Regions from separate parts of the Homo sapiens genome. Here region 1 is linked to region 2. A link is a contact called in ENCODE Hi-C or POLR2A ChIA-PET data. All regions are on one chromosome and are shown on one strand. Each heading gives the region's core, a stretch centred on a gene start or an enhancer-like site at or near the end of the contact. The rest is flanking DNA. Distances are from core to core; before and after follow the strand shown. Region 1 overlaps MORN1 (MORN repeat containing 1). Region 2 overlaps SKI (SKI proto-oncogene).

Region 1 (5,995 bases), core at 2,577-5,076, 48 kb after region 2:
TTCTCTAAATTGAAACATCATTTTCTATTTTTCTTCTGACACAAATGTGGTTTCATCCTGAAGTGAAAAACAGCTACAGAGCAATTTGCCAAATGTAAGGGGCAGGCCCAGGTGAGCGCCGCTCACACGCAGCGATCAGGGTCAGCGTGACGCGGTGGTATCTGTCCTTCACGGGGGCTCCTCTGTGGGCCCGGCCTGGCCGATGTCTGCCTGGCCTCCTGGGAGGCTGGTGACCCAGGTCGGAGCAGGCCTGGCAGGCCAGGAGCCTCCCCTCCGACGGGCGTAGCCAACCCCAAGGGTAAGGGGCAGTGTCAGAACCGCCAGGCGCTCACGGGGCTCCCAGGGACCAGAGGCTGGAGCCATGGCTGTGATGAAGCCGCCCTGGGCTCTGGGAGCCTCGAGGATGGCCGCAGCTGGGAGACGCAGCCTTGCCACTGGCTCTGGGCTTCTAGAAGGTGTGGGAGAGTGGCTGCCTGCCTTGCTGTCTGGAATGGATGCCTGGGTGTCTGGGGAAGCTTCGGGGATGCCAGAGCCCCCCACATGCACTCGGCCTCCCAGTGGCAGAGCTCAGACCCAGGGGGCCTTGGGGACACTCTGCCCTGGCAGAGGAAGGGTCCCCTCGCTGCAGCTCCAGTGGCCTCCAGCTTGTCACCTCCAAGGATGGGGGACTCGGCACCCCGCGATCCGGCCTGGTTCCTCCCTGCAATGCCCCCCCGCCCGCCCCTCTGCCCCCGGGCAGCAGGCCGCCTTCAGTGCATCCACCACGCTGCGCCCGACCTGGCCCCAACCAGGCTTTCCCTGAGAGCTCCTCAGGGCCCCCCACCGTGGAGCATCCCAGCTTCTGGGTGGATCTTCACCCCATGTGCCCAGGGGCTGCCCCGGGTTCCTGCACTGCTGTGAACGCAGCTCCTCTGTCCACGGCCTCCCTCCGCCGAGCAGGAGCAGCTCCCTGTGCAGGTCTGGAGAGATGCCCCGGCCGCAGCTGGCCTGGGAGATGGGTGTGTTCCCAGGGAAGCGCGCCTGGACAGTGGGAGGGTGGGTCTGGCCGCAACGCAAGGAGGTCGGTGCTAGTTGTGGGAGGGCCGGGGACAGCAGCATGAGGGAAACATCAGGGGGCATGGGTCTGGTGTGGGGCTGGGGCTGGGCCCTGGACGCCCCCTCCCCAGGGCTGCAAACGGTGGTCTTCTGAGAGGGTGGGCTGCAAGGACGGGGGTGGGTCAAGGGAGAGCAAGGAGAGCAAGGGCCTGAGGAGGCTGGTTCCCTGCCCAGCGCTGGGCGGGCAGAGGGTGAGACCAGCCAAGCTGCACAGGCCCCAGGTGGGCAGGGTGAAGCCAGGGGCCAGGGCAGGTGCGGTGGGGCCAGGAGGCAGGGTCTCTGCAGTGGCCGCCTTCTGTGCTGACCGAGTGGCTGGCTGCCCATGGGCCATCTCAGTGCCCCCTCCCCAACAACCTTCTGGCCCCTCTCTGGCTGAGGGGCCCTCCGGAGGCAGCTGTAAAATGTCCCCGACCATCCTCCCTGGTCAATGCGGGGTGGGGGCGTCAGGCAGGCAGGACACCTGGTCAGCAGAGCTGATTGCATGCTTCCTGCCTCTTGTCATGGGAGCCCGTCCTGCGGGCAGGATTGCCTGGAGTGGGTAGTGCCAGGCAGAGGCCAGGAGGTTGGCTGGCCGGGCTTCACTGCAGAGCTCTGCGGCAGGGAGACAGGGACCCTCCTTCCCAGCCCCAGCCTGGCAGGGGAATTCCAGCACCAACCGCGGCTGGGCCTGGGAACAGTGTGGGTGGGACAGACGTGCTGGCCTCGCAGGGTGCCTGGGTGACTGCTACAGGCCTGGTCTTGAGGCACTGAGACGAGCCACCCCATGTGTCCCGCCTGACCCCACAGGCTTCCCAGGGCTCTGCGCAGATCGGGGGCCACAGCAGTGAGCAGGGACGTGGGCTCCAGTCCCGCTGCCTCGCCCATGAGTGTGCGGGTGCATGGGGAGGGCCTTGCTGCTGGCGTGGGGCCCAAGGAGCAGTGCCCTCCATAGCCGCCACTGAGCATTTTATTCAAGCCAGCAACCACGGGGCTCTGGAGAATCGGGGAGCAGAGTCACGCAAGCAGAGGCAGCGTTTCCTTCCATTCACACCGAGGTGGCCTCCTGTGGACACGGGGCCTCACCGAGGCGCTGGCGGCTCTGGGGTGCAGCTGTGGGCGGCCTGCCAGCTGCTTGAGGCTTCAGGGCCTTCTTCCAGGACATGGGGTGGCTGGCCAGCCCTCTTCGCTACGACCCGCAGGTGTTTGAAGGCCGGGGGCAGCCTGCGCCCCAGGAACGGCGGGGTGGTCACGTCGCGGATCATGAGCACGTACTCCCCTGCAAGGGGCGGGTGGGCTGGTCCTCAGCAGGCTCCTGTCCCTTCCCCTCCCTGGCCTCAGCCCACTGCCCACTGTCTCATGTGCCCGCTGGCCCCTGTGCCCCCGACCCTGGTCATCTCTGCCTGGGTTCTGGGATTCTTGGCACTGTAACCACAGGACTGGCCACCGGACCGGTCCTGGGGGGCTGGACACACAGTCAGCATAGGTGAATAAACTAATTTGGGGTAAAGGAAACCACCTCTGACCTCAGGCCACAGCCCAGCTATGGCCTCCAGCTCGGAGGCTGGCAAGGATGGACACGACCCTCGCATGGTGGCCGCTCTCAAGCCCCCACTGCTGACCTGGCTACAGGTCCCTGAAGGATTCTTTTGCAAATACTTTCCTACTTTTTTAGGAGAAAAATAATTCATTCCCTCCATAAACTGTTTTTAAAAATAACGAACCCTCTGAAGGCTGGTGTGTCTGGTTTGCTTTTGAAGCCCCGCCCTGGCCCCTTCCCCACACCCGCGCTGGGGCTCTCCGGGTGGGGCTGGAGGGCGGCCCTGCTGGGGGCACTCGGCAGAGAAGGAAAAGTACTTTTCCTTTCACAGTCTGTAAACTGTCTGGAGAGCTTCAAAGTTGGAGAAACCATAAAAAAGAAAATAAGAAATAACAAAAAGTGAGGTTGCCATAGAAACCATCCTCTCCCCTCCCCTGAGCCTGCCGGGGCTGGCACCGGAGCGTGGAAAAAGCGCCTCGGCTGGCCCGGGCTCACACCAGGAATGCGGCCGCAGCTGAAATGGGGGCAGGAGTCGGCTCACACCGCAAGGCAGAGCAACATTCCAGACGCCGGCCTGGAAAACAGCGCTCCCCTCGCAGAGCGGCGGCCTCCTCGGCCAGGCCACGGGCTCGGCCGCCTGTGCGTTCCCAGGGCTGGACAAGAGCAAGCCTCGGGGGCCGGGAGGAATGTGCTTGGCCCCGAGTCAGCTCCTTTAGAAAAAAAAAAACACGGTTCTGGGGGGCCTCGCCAGGGGGACACACGTTCTGCAACCTGGCGGGTGTGGGCCACAGCACCGGGCACCGGGGACAGCCTCCCTGGCGGGCGGAGGAAGAGCCCCACATGGCAACGCCACAGTGTTTCCAAGCAGCCCGGTTTCTAGGTGTTCCCAGGAATCCAGCTATACCAGTGGTGGCCAAGGCGCTGGCCGGGGGGCCGAGAGCTCAGTGGGCAGTGGCTGAGGAGCCCGGCCACAGGCCCCATCTGACCCCACTCCTGAGGCTGGCGTCCCGGCGGATGGGAAGGGTGGGCGGCAAGGGCTCTGGCTGGTGGCCACCGTGCGGCAGGCCGGGCCTCGACGGCCACGTGATCTAGCCCTGGGCCAGCTCTCACTTAGGGCCTCGGCCATACGTACATGGCTTAGCCCCAAGTGGCCCCTGAATCGGATCTCCCTTCGCTCCTCACCCCCAGGGCTGTCTCCGCCGAGCACATAAACCCTGGCCGAGCGGCTGCGCACAGGTGCCAGCGCCTAGCCGATTCCTGTCACTGCAGAGATGTCCCCGCCCCCTCCTGGGATGGCTGGGACGCGGTGGACCGGTTGATGGTGTGAGGGCTGCTGTGGGACCACGGGGGACACCGCGTGGCACTCCAGCCGCTCCCGTCACCAAGGCCTCACTGGCTACAGCCCCGGCCACACGGGTGCCGTCCCCACGACCAGGGTGGCTCTGCTTGTTCTCCCGCTGCGCCAGAGGCAGCTCCACGGTGGCATCCAGACCCCAGTGAGCAGCGGGTCCAGACCTTCCAGCCTTTGGCTCTCCAGCCAGAACCCCAGAGACACCAGACGAAGGGTCATTCATGTTGGCCCAGGTGACAGAGAGGCTCCATTCTCCGTCAGGCAGCCAGTCAGCCGCGGTGCCCAGGTCCTGCTAGGGGTCCGAGCCTTTGTGTAGCTGAGGTGCCCTGGCATTCGGCCCCTCTGGCTTGGTGGGGGGGTGCCAGGCCCAGGCTGTGGGGCGACTGGAGGAGGCCCCACGGCTGAGGGTCTGCACCTGAGCCTTCTCCAGGCCCTCGCTGCACCCCTCCTTGCTGTCCCCACAGCAGCCCCCACGCTGGGAGGAGCCTTCCGCCCAGCCCAGGCCCACCAAGCCCTGCAGCCGGCCTTGCTGGGGAGCAGCTCCTCATGGTTCAGCCACTGTGGGCCTTGACAGCTCCCCTCGGCTCCCCTTGGACCCCAAGGCCTCCGAGTCCCCGTGCTCCCTGCCCCCGTGGCTTCCTCCTTTCTAGGACATTCCCCACATCAAGGGCTGTGTCGGCCCAGCTTCAAATCTTTCTGGACCGTCCCCAGCCCCCAAGCCACCAGCCCCCTTCCCATTCAGGTCCCTGGGAGGGCCTGGCTGCTCCCCAGTCCCCCACCCACTGCCACCTACCTCTGGGGGCCCCGGGCCGAGTTCCCCCAACCCCACCTCCAGCCCTGGGCTGCGGCCTCGCCTCTCCAGACAGTGGCACAGCCGGCGATGGACTTGGGCCCTGTCCACCTACCTAGGTGTGCTGCCGCAGCCTGCTCCTCCGTGGCTCTCCCCTCAGGCCTGTGGAGACGACACAGTGAGGCCCCTGAATGCCCTGCCTGGGCCCCGACGACATGGCATCCCTGACCTGAACCAGGGCTAGTGGCTCCAGGGCAGATTCAGGGCCCCAGCACAGCAGAGGCCTGCGAACCCCACCTCGGGGCCATGGGCAGGACGGGGAGAGTCCTCTGGCAGCCTGCACCCAGCTCTCTGCACCTCGGAACCGTGGGCTGCCCTGTGCAAATCCTCTTTGTCTAAATTCTTGATGTGCTTATGGCCTTGGAGCAGGAGTGGGACCGACCACCCCATTTCCACAGTCTTCTGACAAGGCGGAGGCCTCCCAGGGTGCAACTGAGAAGATCCCGGAGGGCGGGAAAGACCCTGAGCCCCTGAGAGACGGCGAGGCTGGAGCCTGCAGGGAGCGACTTAGGAGCGGCGGAAGTCTCAGCAAGAGGGACCAGGAGGCCCGGCGGTGGTATGGTGCCCCCTTGGAGGAACAGAGGCCCAGTGTCACCTGGGAGTGCCATGACTGGGAAAGGAGAGGTAGCAGTGAGGATGGGAGGGGCCCAGGGGTCCTGCCGGGGCCTCCCCGTGGAGACACTCACTGCCCTGGCTCCCTGAGGGGTGCAGCTCCTGCCCTGAGGCAGTCTCTGGGGGGGCCCACCACCCACCAGGGTTTCTGAACTGCAACAAGTGATGGGCCTGTTCCTCCTGCCTGGACAGCGCCTCGGGGCACCCACGGGCTGGGGCAGGGCCATGGCCAGGCAGGATCTGGGTCAGGGAAGCAGGTGGGCCCTGAGGACGTGGCCATGGCCCTGGCGGGGAGGAGGCAGTCCCTGCACGTGAGGAAGCTGGGCCCGGCAGGTGCCTCCGATGCTCCTGCTGCAAGGACGAGGGGCTGGCTCTGTGTGGACACCCACCCTCCTCCCCGGGCAGTGAGATGCACTTCGGAAATACATCTTACTTTCTTCTTTCTCTCCCCTTTCCTTCCCTTCCTTCCCTTCCTTCCTTCCCTCCCTCCCTCCCTTCCTTCCCTCCCTTCCTTCCTTTCCTTCCTTCCCTTCCTTCACTTCCTTCTTTTTTTTCTTTCTTCTTTTCTTTC
Region 2 (6,681 bases), core at 1,600-4,099:
CCAGCGGCACTGAATGGCAGTGGCCGTCCCTGTGGTCTGGGGGCCTCCTTCCCCCACAGGCTACACAAGCCCTGGTCCTGCCAAGGCTCGGGGAAGCCCTTTGTGACTTTAGAAAAATAATAATGGAGGGTGAACTGGTTCCTATTTTTGCATTGTAATTGATTGCCAAGAACCCCTGAAATTAAATACAACCATGTATTTTAAATGGTGTCCTTAATGTAGAATGTTTTTATCAAAACCAAAACTCCCTGTTGAGGCCTTAGTGTTCTGTCAATAGCGTGTTGGAGTCTGGTTCCCGTCTCCCCTGCCCCGGCCTATGTGTGCTGACCCTGGGACCGGTGAGGCAGTTCTCACCACGCCCCGAGCCTCCCCCTCCCACGCCCCGAGCCTCGCCCTCCCACGCCCCTCCTGCCCCCGAGGCTCGCTGGCGTCTGTGCTTCTTCCAGGCGGAGGGGGAGGTGGTAGGCACCTTGGGTCTTAAATCAGAGAAACTGTCCCAGCAGTAGTAAAAGTCATCAGCTGGCCCCAAAGAGCCCCTGGAAACACAGGCTGTACCCCGCCTCCATGGAGACATTTGGTGCCACCTGCGTTCAGTGCAGATGCCACACGGCTCTTCCTGAGATGGCTTCCGAGGCCATTTGGCCCTTCATCTCGGGAACAGACCAAGGGGGTGTTTTCGGCCGTCTGAGACCCACCTGGGGGTGTCTGGGCCTTGGCCATGCTGCCTTCTCCAAGCCCCATGCTTCTCCCGGCCCCTCCTCCTTCCCACTGGCGCCGGAGACCTTTGGTAGTGGGTGTGGAAAGACAGCAGCTGTGGGGTCCCTGTCCTGGCCGGCCACTCCTCCTTCCCGCCAGTGCCGGAGACCCTCGGAAGTGTATGTGGAAGGACAGCAGCTGTGGGGTCCCTATCCTGGTCAGAGGGTGGCATTCCTCCCACAGTCCTGGGAGCCACAGGGCTGAGATGGGACTTCTCAGCTTGGCATGGGGAGGGCAGGACGGGGTGGCTGCCATGCCTCATTCTGTCTGTGATGGAAACGGGAGGGCCTGGCCCTGCCTCTGTTACTGAGCTTGAGCCAGGGACACCCGTGACCCTGCCTGGGGCGGTCCTCCCCAGCCTTGTGAGCCAGGGCAGAGGTGCAGGTTGGGTGGCTGACCTGGTGGGGGGTAAGAACATCCACGGAGAAGTGTGACGAGTGTGCGACCAGAGTGTGGACCCAGCCAGGAGGCCTGACCGTGACTGCAGCCTCCCCCAGCATTGCACCAAAGTGTGCTCGTGCAGGACCTCGAAGATGCCCCGTGGGCAGCGTTCGGGCTGAGGCTGCAGGGGGCCTTGGGAGCACGGTGGCCCTCCTGTCTGTTCTGTGGACCGGGTGCGGATGGGCCGTGCAGGCAGACGTGCTCTTGGGTGGTTGTGGTGGGGATGCCTCTCCGCCCACCACCCTCTCACTCACTGCCCTGGCTGGAAGGTGACGGCATCTCCCTGACCGGCAGCGCCAGGATGGCAGCCCCACAACAGTGTCCTGGTCGCCCCAGAGGCATGCTGAGCGCCCATGCGTGTGCGCAGGTCCTACGGGCCGTGTCCAGACCCAGCCCCGGGGTCAGGTGACACCTGTAGTTGGGTGAGCGCTCACACAGGCACCTCCAGGTAAGGGGGATTGAGGAAGGTAGCGCTTTGTCAATGGCACTGGTTTTGCTCCGAGGCTGGACTCCTTTTCCCTTTGAGGAGCTCTGCTCATGTGCTTTGCCTGCTTTCCCATGGCAGGCTTTTTATTGGTTAAATAAAGACACAAACTTTTCATCAGTCTTTGCAAATACTTGGTTCCGGCAAGTTCTTGGCCCTTCCCAGGCTTGGGGCTGCCGGCTCACGGTTCTTCTCTCTGCATTTCAGCCAGGCCCCCATATGCTGGGTTTGCAGGTCACGACCACCCATGACGGCTGTGCTGCGTGGGGTGCAGTTCCCCGTGGGCGCCGAGGGTGGTGTGGGGCTGCCTCTCGCTCGCTCCACCAGCCACCCGAGGGCCCGTGTCCTGGTCGTGGCCGCGTGTGCTCTGCTGTGTGGGTGGTCAGTCCTCCCCAGGGGCCACCTGGATGGTGTCCACTCCTGCCCCATGGCAGGAAGTCCCAGCGGCACCTGGCCACGTCCCTCTAACATGTTTCTGGAAGTGGGATTCTAGGCTGGAGCCTCATAGCGGGCAGATACTGCCCCCTGGCCATGAGCCATGACAGTTGGTTGATGGGACTTGAAGGGGCCTCTGGACAGTGTGGCTGCAGCCCTGGACCCTAGGAGAATAGCAGCCGTGATGGGGGGCAGGGACCCCACTTTCTGGGTGGGAGTGAGGAGGGCCGGCTGCTGCCCCTTGCTGCAGTCATCTTCAGTCACTTTCCCGGCCGCCACGGCCCCCTCCTGGCTTCTTGCTCTCAGCAGAGGGGACAAGACCCTTGTGAGGGTGGGCACAGGCACTCCAATTGTTTGGGGCCTTCGCTGTCCCTTGCTGTCTGTGCTGGTCTTTCCAGGCATCCCCAGGCCGTGTGTGTCAGCAGGTGGAGGCTGGGCACCTCTCACCCACCCAAGCTGAAGCGGCCTCACAGGGGGTGGCACCAGGTGTTTCTCCAGCTGAACAAGCTCGCCCTGGAACCCCCACCCTGAAAGGGCTACTGCCCCCATGAGAGGAGCTTCTAGAGATGGTGGCCAGCCTTGGGGGCCCGGTGGAGATGTGTTCGCGGGGTCCTGGTCTGATTCTGTCTTGGAAGGAACATCGGGCCCCTGAGAGGTCAGAGCAGTGGCCGGCCCACGGCTCCGCTCAGGCGCCACGGCGGCTCCTTTCTGTTTCTTGTAGTCACTGAGTTCGAGGTTCCCACAGGGAGGAGGCTTCCTGTGGCTCCGCCGTCAGGGAGCAGTGGGGCTGCCCCAGCCTCTGGGGGCTTTTTAGGTGCTCTGAGGCGATCTGGGTGTGGCCTGGCCGGTGTGGGCAGCTTTGCCCTTCGTCTGAGACCCCGAGCCCTGGGGCAGGATGAGGGGTGTGGGGAGAGTTTGCTTTTTCCAGAGACGTTTATCTGTTTTTTTTTTAGACGGAGTCTCGCTCTGTCGCCCAGGCTGGAGTGCAGTGGCGCGATCTCGGCTCACTGCAAGCTCCGCTCCCGGGTTCACGCCATTCTCCTGCCTCAGCCTCCCAAGTAGCTGGGACTACAGGCGTGTGCCATCACACTCGGCTAATTTTTTGTATTTTTAGTAGAGACGGGGTTTCACCGTGTTAGCCAGGATGCTCTCGATCTCCTGACCTTGTGATCCACCCACCTCGGCCTCCCAAGGTGCTGGGATTACAGGCTGAGCCACCGCACTGGCCAGCGTTTATCTTTAAATGTGCCTTGGACCTGGCCCCTGGCTCTTTGGGAGGGAGAGTCCTTGGCAGGCCCCGTTGCCTCCACCCCACCAGTGCACCTTGGCTCCTGGTCACTGCCCACCCTCCCTGCCCGGGCAGGAATTCTTACAGGCCCTACACTCCTGAAGGGAAATCAGGCTGGTCCTGGGGCAGGCAGCCTCTCAGAGCTGTTGAGAATTGAGCAATCTCCTTGTGCTCTTTCAAGCTGTTCTTTTCTTTGGTTCACACTGAGCAAGGGCTGGTTGCTCCGATAGGGAGAAGACGTGAGGAGTGGCATTTACTGTGATTGAGCACAGGGCCTGTGGACTCTCCCATTCACGCAGCCACATTTCCCAAAAAGAAGTGGTCCTGCTCCCCACCCCCCGACCCCCACTGCAGCGCCACCTGCCTTTATCTGTACTTGGAGGGACAGCGCAGCAGGCTGTGGCTGGCTACCCCAGGTGGCTCCACCCAGCTCTCAGAAGTTCACCTGCTGCACTCAGAGGCCGTTTACTTGAGGTTTGATATTTATCTCCAAAGGAAGGGCTGCCCCGACTGGCCTGGACCCTCCAGGGAGTTCAGCAAGCCGGAAATGCGTGTCTGCTGCTCTCCTGGCCCCTGGGCCACCTGCTTCTGTGGCCCTGGGATTGGGGAGCCAGGGCTGAGGGCCTGTAGGGCCCCCTGTCTGTGCCTCTAGAGGCCCTGAGCCACCTCCTGCAGTGTTTTAGATCCCATAAGCAAGAGACAGAATTGTGCATGGATGGTGAGAAAACATGAAGCTTTTTATTTGTAAACAGAAAATGGCAGGGCTCACTGTGTGGGGCTGGGGACAGCGCTAGGCCTGCTTTAGGCCGTGCACCCCAACCTGGGGTGTTCCACCAAGAGGGGTACAGTGGCCTCCACTGTGAGTATGTGGCCATCCTCTGGCTCCTGATTGCTGAGTTCCTGATTGCTGTCTTTGCGTAACTTAGGAACCCCGATGAAGAGCCCGTGCTCATAGCTCCGTTCCTGACATGTTCAGGAACGCCTCTGTTGAGGTTTTTCTCTTTGGTTCTGGAATTCCTGGGTCCCTTTGACCCCTGATGCGTTTGTTTTGGGTGTTGATGAGCACTGGAGCTGCTTCCCCACAGGGATGGGGCATTGGGGAGATTCCGACACAGCAGGGCCCTCACCCAGGAGGCTGCTGTGGGTGCTGGAGCGGTTGCTTCCATGGAGCTGGGATTCCTCTCATTTGGGGCTGTAGGAAGGGGTCTTTCCTCTCTGTGCTAACAGTTGTTTGTTTAAAAAGAAAGGCTGTTTAAACCTTTCAAACTTAAAACTTCTTTTTTTCTTTGGAGATGGAGTCTCACCCTGTCTCCTCCCAGGTTCAAGTGATTGTCATGCCTCAGCCTCCTGAATAGCTGAGATTACAGGCACATGCTACCATGCCCAGCTAATTTTTGTAGTTTTAGTAGAGACGGTGATATGGTTTGGCTGTGTCCCCACCCAAATCTCAACTTGAATTGTATCTCCAAGAATTTCCATGTGTTGTGGGAGGGACCCAGGGGAGGCAATTGAATCATCGGGCTGGTCTTTTCTGTGCTATTCTCGTGATAGTGAGTAAGTCTCATGCGATCTGATAGGTTTATTAGGGGTTTCTGCTTTTGCTTCCTCCTCATTTTTTCTCTTGCCGCTGCCATGTAAAAAGTGCCTTTCACCACCCGCCATGATTCTGAGGCTTCCCCAGCCATGTGGAACTGTAAGTCCAATTAAACCTCTTTTTGTTCCCAGTTTCGGGTATATCTTCTTCAGCAGCGTGAAAATGGAGTGCACACACACGTCAGCACTGTGGGCGCACACACCTGCACTCACACATTCATCAGGACCCATGGGCACACGTGCACACACACGTCAGTCCTGTGGGTGCACACACCTGCACTCACACATTCATCAGGACCCATGGGCACACGTGCACACACGTCAGCACCGTGAGCGCACACACCTGCACTCACGCACACACCTGCACTCACGCACTCAGGACCGACGGACATACGTGCACACACACATCAGCACCGTGGGCGCACACACCTGCACTCAACGCACTCGTCAGGACCCACGGGCAGATGTACACACATGCACCAGCACCCGTGGACACGTGCACGCACACATCAGCACCCATGGGCATACATGGATGCACACATCAGTACCATGGGCACACACACATGCACCCACTCCCGATGGCTTCGGCTTGCTGGGTGCCTGCTTCGCCCTCGGGTGAGCAAGTCTGGAGGCAGGCACTTGGGGTGGGGCCACAGTATGGTTCTTAGGAGCCCAGTGTCCCCTGGACCCACTTGCTCCCAGCCTTGGGTCCCAAAGTGCTGCTCCCACTGGTCTCTGTGCCCCACCCATCATGGGCAGGGCTGTCTGAACAGGGCAGAGTCACGAGTGATGCAAGGGTGGGGTGTGGAGGCCTTGCCTAGAGGCAGCAGCCAGCTCTGGCTTGGCTGGGCCTTACCTTCACTGTCCTGCTGTGAGACGCAGGAGCCCTGGGGGAGGACGGCAGTCTGTATCAGGGCAGTGGTGAAACTGCAGATTCCTAAATGTGATCTGGAGACGACTCTTGCTGGAGAAATCTACCCAGGTCCCTTGGGTCTGTCCCTCCCTTCACCCTCCACAGTCAGGGACAGGCTGCGTGGTGTGCCTCCCCATCTGTGCGTGGCCTCAGCGCAGCAGGCCTGTCCTGCCCATTGCTAAAGGTAGAGCCCGGCAGATTCATTGTGTGGTGAGGGCTTCCCCAGACCCACCAACTCCTGTGTCTTCCCATGGTGAGAAGGGTGGGGTCTCTCTGGGGCCTTTTTTTTTTTAGGAAGTCACTGATGCCACTCAGGTGGGTGCCCAGCTCCCCACCTGATCTCTGGAGTGGCCCCTTCTGCTGGAGGCTGCCCCAGGCTGGATGCCGTGGCCTGCAGACCCCCCTTCTTGCAGTCCCTGGGCAGGCAGCACCCATGCGCACACGTGCACACAGGCCGTGAGCACTGCCCTGTGAGCCAGGTGGTGGTGGGGGGTGTTGGGGCTAAGGTTTGGTTAGGGCCCGAGTGCTTGCGCACCCCCCCATCCAATTTCCCATGGTGCTGGGATGCTGCCGCCTCCTGGACCCTGGCGTTGAAGTGCCACCTTCATCTCCCTCCCCAGACAGTAAGCTCCAGACAAGGGCAGGCTGTGGCCGTCACTCTGGCCAGCTGCTCGGGGGCTTGGTGGCTGCTGGGTGGTCGCCTGGACTCTGCCCTCCTGTCTCCTGGTGTCCCGGAGGGGCCTTGCTGGGCTGGGCCCTCCACCGCCCCAT

Evidence for each region. Hi-C counts contacts between places; a loop is a spot of excess contacts on that map. ChIA-PET counts read pairs that join two places held with the same protein, here RNA polymerase II (POLR2A). Pooled maps may share reads with other maps.
Region 1: a loop to region 2 is called in a map of posterior cingulate gyrus, with 15 times the contacts of the local background. The contact joins two enhancer-like sites. A Hi-C loop is called at or near these places in 7 of 168 maps with a recorded cell type or tissue (CD14-positive monocyte, endothelial cell of umbilical vein, heart left ventricle and 4 more), 1 of 37 single-sample maps with no recorded cell type and 5 of 50 pooled maps. POLR2A ChIA-PET finds 5 or more read pairs at or near these places in 5 of 52 experiments (Caco-2, IMR-90, WTC11 and 2 more).

Annotation. Positions count from the first base shown.
Region 1 is chr1:2,319,230-2,325,224 of GRCh38, forward strand. MORN1 (MORN repeat containing 1) reads right to left here. Exons shown (of 14, transcript NM_024848.3): 13 at 4,868-4,914; 14 at 2,024-2,350. The coding sequence ends at 2,154. LOC124903824 (a long non-coding RNA gene) reads left to right here. Exons shown (of 4, transcript XR_007065362.1): 4 at 1-39. Among named protein-coding and RNA genes, the nearest start is that of MORN1, 69 kb to the right of the region's middle. RefSeq lists an enhancer at 2,873-3,480 and a silencer at 3,137-3,342. Within about 2 kb of position 3,827, at least 22 of the 41 ENCODE cell types and tissues checked have a DNase peak (open chromatin) inside an H3K27ac peak, as active enhancers do; they include heart left ventricle and prostate gland, where a contact is called at or near this core.
Region 2 is chr1:2,272,466-2,279,146 of GRCh38, forward strand. All of the region lies in intron 1 of SKI (SKI proto-oncogene), which reads left to right. Among named protein-coding and RNA genes, the nearest start is that of SKI, 47 kb to the left of the region's middle. RefSeq lists enhancers at 916-1,878, 2,842-3,804, 5,777-6,571, 6,572-6,681. Within about 2 kb of position 2,850, at least 11 of the 41 ENCODE cell types and tissues checked have a DNase peak (open chromatin) inside an H3K27ac peak, as active enhancers do; they include heart left ventricle and prostate gland, where a contact is called at or near this core.